Regions from separate parts of the Homo sapiens genome. Here region 2 is linked to region 1. The links are chromatin loops, found by intact Hi-C in ENCODE. Cell type or tissue: GM12878. All regions are shown on one strand. Links, peaks and the distances in the headings refer to the core of each region. The heading gives the core; the rest is flanking DNA.

Evidence for each region. Peaks named below come from ENCODE experiments on the same cell type or tissue, not always from the same donor. Only the 100,000 strongest peaks of a DNase experiment are listed, where the experiment ranks them.
Region 2: it touches region 1 in a loop (3-fold over the local background); 1 of 110 quality-filtered maps calls a loop at or near these places.

The regions. Positions count from the first base shown.
Region 1 is chrX:97,395,829-97,401,153 of GRCh38, forward strand. The region is part of intron 25 of DIAPH2 (diaphanous related formin 2); the gene reads left to right. Among named protein-coding and RNA genes, the nearest start is that of DIAPH2-AS1, 170 kb to the right of the region's middle. RefSeq lists an enhancer at 2,613-2,702. In GM12878, for the core only: no CTCF peak of the experiment used is centred there; DNase peaks (open chromatin) are centred at 2,433 and 3,753; H3K27ac peaks cover 2,227 bases.
Region 2 is chrX:97,683,697-97,689,021 of GRCh38, forward strand. No RefSeq gene overlaps it. Among named protein-coding and RNA genes, the nearest start is that of DIAPH2-AS1, 120 kb to the left of the region's middle. In GM12878, for the core only: a CTCF peak has its summit at 2,256; a DNase peak (open chromatin) is centred at 2,263.

The DNA of each region.
Region 1 (5,325 bases), core at 639-4,638:
TGCAGAAACTCAGATTTGCAAAAACTGTAAGAGCTGTCTTCAGTGTGCTGAACATTTAACAAGATTTCATCAATTTGTATGTAGAAGATGAGTAACACTGGCAGTTACAAATTTGGCTTTTCTCTACAATATATGCTTGTTGCTATATATGATTTATGCAACTTTACTAGGCAGAAATCTATGAAAATATTAGAGCAGGTAAGTGAAAACAATAAAACTGACTATATAAGAAATTACCAAAACACATTGTAGGTGGCCTAATCATTTATTAAAAACATGCTTTGTTCCATATTTTAATATTCTAATTCTTATTACAGAAAAGTGTCAAATGAATAACAGCTGTTATACAGCAACATTGCAATTAATTTTGCTCTGTTCTCAGTCAAATGCACTTAGATTCATGTCAGTAATTACACCTAACAGATTCACAGAACCAACAAACTGCACTGAACCCAACTGAGTCTCTAATGACTTTTTTTTAAATTATATTTGGTCCACCCACATTGAATTCCCGAGCCCCTGGGCTGCTTTAGAATCAGGACAAAATCTACTGTTACACTTGGCCGGGCGCAGTGGCTCACACCTGTAATCCCGGCACTTTGGGAGGCTGAGGCGGGCAGATCATCTGAGGTCAGGAGTTCGAGACCAGCCTGGCCAACATGGTGAAACCCCGTCTCTACTAAAACTACAAAAATTAGCTGGGTATGGTGGCGGATGCCTGTAATCCCAGCTACTCGAGAGGCTGAGGCAGGAGAATTGCTTGAACCCGGGTACTCCAGTCTGGGCGACAGAGTGAGACTCTGTCTAAAAAAAATAAATAAATAAATTCCGTTGTTACACTGAATGTGCAAAAGGATTATGGACAAAAACCTTTCAGTGATTGTTAATTTAATTCCACAAGTATTTATTCAGTGCCTACAGTGTGCTGATCTGTGGTGACATATCCTAATCAAAGTATGATTGACTGATAACTTAGCACTATTAACCTATTTCAGGGGTTATTAACTATCAGCCTTTCTCCCTCTCTTATGTGTGTCTGTTCTGTAAGAAATAATGGTTGTTGCTTCATGTAGTCCCATAGGTGTATGTATATACTCACACAGGACCGTATGTAGCATATAATATTTTTCACATATCATATATAATCTCTTAAAATCATCTATATTTCTTTTTTTATAAATAGTCAATCCTCAGTCCTCTGTTACACCCCTCACACATGAACAACCTATAAAGTATATAGTATCTTAACTTGTTAGTGGGATAAAATGGAAAAGAAGACATCGTTTAAGAAAGCAATTATACCTTTGTCACAATGGTATTAGGAAGACATTAAAACCTAAACTTAGAATACCTGCTTGTCATATATATCAACAGTAGGTTTCATATGCTATTTCGTAACAGCTTAGAAGATGATGGTATGATTCATTTGAAAATCAAAAAATAATTATCCTTTTAAATGTGCAATTAACTATGGATGGCATAATACTTTTATTTGTTTGAACCAGCACTGGAATCTACTTTAAATGTACTTTAAAAAAAAAAATTCTTTTTGTCAGACTAGATATTTCAGAGCTCCTGTATTTGATTTAGCCTTTTCTATTTGCTGAGCCCTGGAGAAAGTTGCGTAGGAATTATTTGGGGCATCATTAAATAGGATGGATGCATATAGGTCTAGGAAGACTCAGGCATAGCCCTGCTGAGGATTGGACAGGGTCCAGGAGGTTCCTTTTACATCCGTGTGGTTCTGTGGTATAAGATAACCACATTCTCAGAGTATGCTGGTTTAGGCTGTGTTGTAATCTGTAAATCATAGTGTCTTGTTTTGTTTGTCTCTTTAGTCCCATATTTTTATAATGTAATCCCTACCCCAATTTTTTAGCTAATAATTTTACGCAGTTGAGTGTTTGAAGTTGAAGAAGTTTTCCAAATTTCCTGTTGATCTCACCAATATCTACACATTCTTGGTTGAGTCACTACCTTGTCTGATTTTCTAGAACAGTATTTCTGTGAAAGGAAAATGTGTTCCCTCTAGTCCTCTTTTGTCAAAAACCCTTTGCACTTGCTTTCTTTTGCCAATTGAACCTTTTTTGAAATGCATCAGTAGGGAGAGCTTGCCTAGCCTTTGCTAGACAGGAGTAGCTGTAGGTGCATTTAAACAATCCAACTTGAAAAGGGGATTTCTCTCTTTCTATTTGAAAACAATTGAAAATGAAAAGTGTATGTCTCAGGACAGAGTGCTTAACCGACCTCATTCTACTGAACTTCAGCATGGTATATGAAACTACCTCCCCTGTGTCTTCCCCAGTGTTTTAAAAAGATGCTTAACTTGTTTGAGGCAACTGGTTCTGAGTCAGAGCTCTCTATCCAGCATCACCAGAATCCATTATGTTGTTAGGTCTTGTTATACCGTTCTTTGCATCTCTTTTTTCTTCACTCAAATAGTCAATACAGCTTTGTTCTAAGGGCTATCTGATCATGTTTTGAGGGGAAATCGAGATTGAGCTATAGAGATGAACTATGGTTACATTAACCTTTAAATGTAACCACATTCCTTCCCCCACAGTACATTCACATGCAGCCTGTACTTTTAAGTAATCCTGTAAGCTCCTGTGGCTAAAGCATGTTGAAAGTATCTATTTTCAACTGAGTAACCCTGACAGTAGATGAAACCTCCAAAAGATACCTCCCTCCTCAAGGGTGGAAGTGGGGGTAGGGGCAATGGTTGGCAGTGCAGTTTTCAGCCTATTCTCCCTCATCCTCTCTCTTTTTTTAAGACCCTAGAGGAGCAAGGTAAACATCTTTATAAGGAAATGTATGAGTTAGCTCTTTTAAAACCACAGATAAGTATAATCTTAGGAAAAGAGATCATGTGCCCTAGACTTTAGTAGTTAACATTTCTTCTGAAGGATGTGATTTTTTTTTTTTTTTTTTGTGATGGAGTCTTGCTCTGTCTCCCAGGCTGGAGTGCAATGGTGCGACCTCAGCTCACTGCAACCTCCGCCTCCCGGGTTCAAGCAATTCCAATTCTCTGCCTCAGCCTCCTGAGTAGCTGGGATTACAGGCACCCACCACCACGCCTGGCTAATTTTTGTATTTTTAGTAGAGACGGGGTTTCACCATCTTGGCCAGGCTGGTCTTGAACTGCTGACCACATGATCCACCTGCCTCGGCCTCCCAAAGTCTGGTATTATAGGCGTGAGCCATTGCACCCGGCCGGATGTGATTTTTTTTAAAGACAAAGTAACTAAAGACTAATTGATGCTGACATACCAAAGTAAAACCAGAAGTCTGTATTGAGGAGCCATCTCAAAAATTTACTTTAAGACAGTATGTCTTAAAGAAAAAAATGTATTATTTAAATGGAAAGTAGGACCATATGCCAGGTTTTGTTTGTTTTGTTTGTTGTCATATTTTTGTTGTTGTTTGAGATGGGACATAAGAGACTAGTTGCTTGTCTCACAGATATGGTAGGGAAAGGAAACCTTTTGGTGGAAGTTAGCCATCTCTTCAATCTCTGATATTCAAGGAGTACCCAGTTTTGGTTCACCAAATGTAAGTCCTTTGTTATAAGCATCCTCTTTTATGTTGGTTTGTTTGGCCTGTAGACAGTTTCTGAAACTAATTTCTTATTTGCATGTAATGCTTTCATATAATATTCATCTGTAAAACCATTTGGATTTTTCGAGTTGATACATTTTTATCATTCTGCTGCACCTCTCTCCCCTCCTTCTTTGGGCTTGTTGCACTGTCATGCTCCTCCTGATGCATTGCTTCCTGGTGGGTGACATCATGATTTGTGAGCAACCCGATATATAAATAAGGTGGTGAGAACTGCCTCAGCAATTCAGTTTCTATTTGAAAGGCATTAAGCAGCCTCTTTCTGTTTTCTTACATTTTTCTCTACTTTGTGTTTTCACAGTTTTATTAGGCACTGTAGAAGGACCTGTTTTTCTCTTTCATTACATTTCTGAAAATCATTAGGTTGATTCAAAATCTTTTGGAAATGTAATGCCCCCTTATGCTATAATATACCTCTCATACTGTATACATTTTGGTCACACCCAGATGTGGAGTTTAGCAATAACTAACAACTACTAATTTTTAGGAGCATCCTAGGAATACAGATGCTTTCAGCAGTATGTTTTTATTTTCACTGATATTAAAGGAGTATTTATCTTAGAAGAGTGGTAGGAAAGCACACATGAATTTGGACCTTAATCCTTGACTATGTAGACATTGAATATTCATAGGTGTTTTGTGTGCTATGGTAGGTGTGGAAATATATGTGAGATCAATATCACTTCACCTCAATATCTTCAAAAGTGAATATGGATATGGTTTTGTTAGCTGAACTCATTAGCAAAGATGCCTTTTAAAAATAGCAAAGGTTACAGTATATATAATGTATGTGTGAATATCCACATATTATTAGATAGATTCCAACATGAGTATTTGTATGTGTTTCTGTTAACAATATAATTTACTATCACAGCTTATTTTTCAAAATTCCATTGAAGTATAAAGCTGGTTAGAAAGATATACGGCATCTTTTTCTTTTTTTCAGCTCTCCTAAGGTATAATTGACAAATAAATTGTACATATTGACAGTGTACTATGTGATGTTTTGACATATGTATACATTGTGAAATGATTAAATCAATCTAATTAACATATTCATCACCTCATATACTTTTTTGGTGGTGAGAACATTTTAGATCTACTCTCTGAGCAATTTTTTAGGGTACAATACAGTATTATTAACTATAACCACCATGCTGTACAATCAGTCTCCAGAACTTATTCATCCTGTCTAACTGGAACTTTGTACTCTTTAACCAACATCTGCCCATCTCTTCCCCCAGCTGTTGGCAACCACCACTCTTTCTGCTTTTATGAGATTGACTTTTTTAGATTGCACATCTAAGTGAGATCATGCAGTATTTGTTTTTGTGTAAACAAGCATACAGTATTGATGTCAAGGTCTTGTATTACCCACCTTAGAACAAGACAGTAGGATCATTATTTTTATTCAGTTAATGTTCATTTATACTTACCCACATATTATTCATTTTTTTTTTTTTTTTTAGACAAGGGAGTCTCACTGTGTTGCTCAGGCTGGCCACGAACTCCTGGGCTCAAGTGATCCTCCTGCGTCAGCCTCCCCACTAGCTAGGATTACAGGAGTATACCATGGCCCTAGCTCCACATTTTACTCTTCATTCTTTTTTAGCATTTCAGAGCATCCATCTGGAATTAACTCTTTTTGCCTGAAATACTCTTTCCTTTGGGCAATGATAGCAAAGTATTTGGGCAGAGCTTCTTCAG
Region 2 (5,325 bases), core at 738-4,737, 290 kb after region 1:
GTCTCTTCCCTCTGAGAGATTATCTTCAAATGAAAAGAATGTAAACAGATAAGTAATACACATTTTATTCTCCCCTTTTTGGTCAAATAAAAGAAAATGGAAAGAGTAATAAAATAAACTTATTACATTCTCAAAATAACACCCCAAAAGACCCTTCCCTTTAAGAAAGAGACTATAAATGCATTTTATGTTACTAGATACTTCACTTAGGAATTCTTTGTTTGAAAGTAATGGAATAGTAACTCAATGTAGCTTAGGAAAAAAAAGGAGGGATCATAATAAGAATAGAAGAGTATCTCAGAAAGCCCAAGGACAGAAACGTTTCTGGGCCTCGAGAACAACCTGGAATGAGAACTCAGATGTCATTTGAGATTTCTTTATTGTTCTCTGCAGTCCAGCTTTCGCTGCTTCTTTTATCCACGTCATAAAAAACACGGCAAATTTAGTGCTTAGGATTCCATGTACTTGCATAGCCACTAGAGAGAAACTATTTTCTTTGCTATCTCCATATCCAAATGGGTTCAGCTGACCCATGGTTTCACAACAAATGTGGCTAAGGGCTGGAGTGGCAGTATGTGACTATGACAGCTTCACTGTAATCGTGTAGCTCTAAAGAGGGGTCAAGGCTCAGAAAAGGCGTGCTGAGGAATTAATCCAATAGGTGTCTACTAGACCAAGATTGGGGAACATACAAAGAATTGATGCCGTGCATAGATAGAATAAGAAACTGACCACCTGATACTTTTTAAAAGCTTGTTAAAGGCCCTATCAGATCCAAACATCTCTCTCAATAATCTATCAAAATGTGACTCTCTTCTTTCTCATGTTCCCATAGTTATTTTGGAGGAGAAAATGAAGTCAGCTCAACATTTTATTTTTAATCAAATGTTTTATCCTCAGATGCACTGGTTGACATATTACATATGTCAGACCATGACCAGAATAGTGGACTCAAGTGTCTTGACATATTGGTGTGTCACAGTCAGTTGTGCGATATCACAAGCCATATGATGGAGTCAAACATTCTGAAGTTTAAAAGACCTACTTCAAAAAGAATATAAAATTACAGCAGACTCAAGGATAGTCCTATAATACCACCATTTCTAGTTTCTAGTCCTATGCTTTTTCTTTTTGTTCCAGAGACACCCAGGCTGGAGTGCACAGTCACAGCTCACTGCAGCCTCAACTCCTGGGCTCAGGCAATTCTCCCACCTCAGCCTCCTGAGTAGCTGAGACTACAGGCGTGCACCACCATGCCCAGCTTAGTTTTTATTTTTTGTAGAGATGGGGTCTCCCTACATTGTCTAGCTTGGTCTTGAACTCCTGGCCTCAAATGACCCTCCCACCTCAGCCTCTCAAAGTGCTGGGATTACAGGCATGAGCCACCATGCCTGGCCAATATGATTTCTTGAGTGGACAAAAATTACAGATTGTGCACAAGGCATTGCATAAATGCTGGCATGTTATAGGAGCTGGGTCATAGATGTAATATCATCAGAAACATGCATTGCCATGGAAATCAAGTTTAAAAACTCCTGCATTAAGAACCTCGAAGAGCTTGAGAAAAGGTATAGGACAGATTAATTTCAATTTGATTGTGGGACTAGGGAGATGTTGTGAGAGAAGCTCTGGGCAGGCTCTGCAAAAGGTGTGGGTGGGAAGCTATATCCTGGACAGGAAGGAGAGAACCAGAACAGGTCCTTGGAGAGAAGGCTGCTAAAGTAGATATGAGGGAAGGGGAAAGAAGGCAGGGCATGGAAGAGAATCTTCACATATCTTATAATTTTGCCCAGGACAAGTCCTGTTTGTGCAACCTCATTATCATATACTTAACATTTTTTCATCAGGACAAACTTTCTGTAATGAGATTCCACCTGTCTCATTAACAAGTTAATCAAAGCATTCATGAGCCATACACAGAAACCCACAAGCTCATCTCTTAACACTTGGCAATCTGTACAGCACTTGAGGAAAAAAAGATTGAATACACATGCCAAGGCCAATTTATCTCAAATTAGCAACCAAGAAAATAAATGTAAGAGTAAATGGCAGAAAGGGATCATGATAGTCCATTTCCGTAGGGAGGTGGACTAATAGACGCCCACAGATGAGCTCTAAGTACCTGAATAAGTATTGTGATATTTTCTGTCCTTCATATTTCTAGTTTGCTGTTTTGACCTTCAAGGGAATATTCACAATGTTAAAATGAAAAGGAAAAAAACTTGCACATCCTCAAATTAGGTATGCTGCCACCAGGTGGTTGTAGTATGGCACAGCCATGTCGTCCAGGCAATTAGCATACAGTATAAACAGGTGTCTTAGAAAGAGGATTAGCACACTATTCCCATATTCTATTTTTAAAAAGTTATTACAACGAAAAAGCTTTGGTTAAATGTATAAGGAGATAATTTGCTTATAGATTTTAAGATTTTGCTTTGTTTCAGTTTTGTCTTTGTAAAGAAATGTATGCTTATGTACAATTTGGTATCAGTTTTACTAATCTTTAATTTTGTGATATCACTTTGAATTATACGTTGTAGTCAAAAAGCCACCCTGTAGGCTGGGCCTCAACCTCCTGTAACTTACACTGGATATCAAAATGACCAGGGTACTTATCTCTCAGTGAGGGGCCTACTCTTTTGTCTTTTTGTAGGTAGCCAATTCAACTTGCCTAACTGGTCTGAGATAAGTTCTTTTTGACTTTTCAGTTTACAGAAGCCCTTCTTCTTTTCTCTAAACCTAACCAGGGAATAAGTTAAGAAAAGCACCTTGCTATTTAGACCAATAGTTTGTGTTCTCCATGATGTTATTTGCCATATTTCATCAATAAAGTGTATTGAAGGGAACACCATGGATTTACTAACACTTTCTTTATGGTGTGAAAAGTAGGGAGAAATGTACTCATTCATTATATGAAAAATCCCAACTGGAGATGCCTTAAAATGTGCAAAATATATATTAGTTAGAATTGATAAAATAAGGCAGTAATCTCTCTAATAGACCATTTAATTGCTTTGACTAAAACTACAAGTTCCTTGATTTGCACAAAAAGGTCTCTGATTTGCTTCGCATATCACTTCTAGCTATGTAGTTGAGAGAGTGGCCAGAAAGATCTTTCCAAAACTGGGTTTTTAAAAGGCCAATATTCCATGCTTAAAACAGAATATTCTGAATTAGAAATACATTGGTAGAAAAATTTGTATTGATTATACCATAATATGTCCAACTCTTACGTTTGGATTATGTGAGATTAATATCATCATATCATCATCATCATCATCATCATTGCCATCCACCATTCAGCTATTTCTTGAGCAATTACTACTCACCAGGCTCTGTGCTAGGTGCTGCCTATTGTTACAACAGAACTCAACCAAAGATATCCTGTCAGTTATTCACAAGCCCTCTGGCAACACCTTCTTCATGCTGCAAACCCACATGCACTGTATTTTCGCTATAGCTTTCCATGAAAGAGCAGATGTTATAAAGATCACCCGAAAGTGAATCAGAAGAGTCACAGTCTTTGATGCAACATATAGTAGCACATTCAGGACTCTGTATTTGGCTATGTGAAATTGTTTGGGGAGAATCAAATCTTTCTGGAGCCTTGACTTATCTGTACTTTTATCGTGCCATTTTATGTGTCTTATCTCATATAGGCAATTTAAGTAAAATGACCCATTTACCTGATGTGGCATTTGTTACAAAGGTCATTTCCCACTGTGCCATAGTGAAATAATTAGCATGATGATGTGATGTACGTCTGTTTTGGTATTGTTCTGAACACAGATAATTTATCCCAAAGCATTGTCTTTTGGCACCAAGACATTTATCTGTTCTTCAAAGGTACTTCTGCAAGAGATGATATTATGAAGATAATGAAAGTATGTCCATTACTTTCAGAACGAGTCATTTAGCAAGATGACAAGTGTTGTCCAGGCTTTGTTGCCGGAGTTCTCTGTCTTTTGGGTTCTGACAGTCAGACCACAGGAAAGTGAGCAACTTTAGCATCTGTTGTTGCTTCCTCCTCCCAATCTAAAACATTATTTTTATATAGGGAAAGAATGCAAATTGAGAAACACTTTAGTTTTCTATAATATCATTTATGTACACAGGGGGTTTCGACACTTTTTCTTACCCAGGAATTACTTCCTCATTGTCCACCACCACTATAAGAATGAGAAGGTAGATGTTATCATGTCAGCTTAAAATTCACAGGCAGTTTTCACAAAAGAAGAAAATGGGTTAGGCATGCAGGAAAGAAAGGGTTTCATAAACTATTTGCACAAGAAAAATAAATGATGTTTCCAAAAGACACAAAAGAATGACAGGTAAGATTGCCAATTCAAGATGGCAGATTTAATGAAAAAATTAGCCTCTGATTTCTCCTACAACATTACAAAAATTAAAATAAAGGGATACCATAAAAGGCATAAGCCTCCAATGGAAAGTAAATATGAGAGGTGAGCAGGTAATATTAATAAAATTTTGGGAGCTGGAAAGCTTATGGCCAAGTAATACGTGATTTTAAAATAAAATAAAAAAAAGGCCTAATCCTAAACTGGCAATGGGAAAAGAGAAACAATTTACATTGGCAAATTTTATATTAAGAAACAATTAACAGCCTGGGCAACATGGTGAAACCCCATCTCTACAAATAATAATAAAAAAAAATCAGCTGGACGTGGTAGCGCATGCCTGTAGTTCCAACTACTCAGGAGGCTGAGGTGGGATGATCACCTGAGCTTGGGAGGTCAAGGCTGCAGTGAGCCGTGATCGTGCCACTGCACTCCAGTCTGGGCAACAGAGTGAGACTCTGTCTCAACACAGACAAACTGAAAAACAATTAGATCTAACAAATATCCTCTTCTTCTGAATGCATTGGAGAACCAGCCTTCCTACACCTTGACAGAAGATTGTGAATTTATTTTCTGCAGAAGGTAAAATAGAGGTTCTGGGAAGGGAATGCCAGTCACAGTGGAGGGTTGGGTACTATACTGAAAACAGAAGTATTAAGTCAAAATGTACACTGGGTACTGTAATGAAAACAGGAGTGTTAGTTGAATCTTGAGATCCCCAGCCGTCTCTCCCAACTCCTGTCTCAGAACACCATCATCTAGGCAAGAAATCTGAAGTGCTTTCTTTGGTGAATCTAACTCACATAACAGGAAAGACCTAAAAATACTGAAATCAGTTATTCCCCAAAGAAATGACTCAACCAGAGTACCCTACAAGGAAACATACAAGCTCAGAGCTTATAATTGGCTTTTCAGTTTCTCATTCTTCAATATGAGCAGACAGCCAAGGATGACCAGACAAATGAGG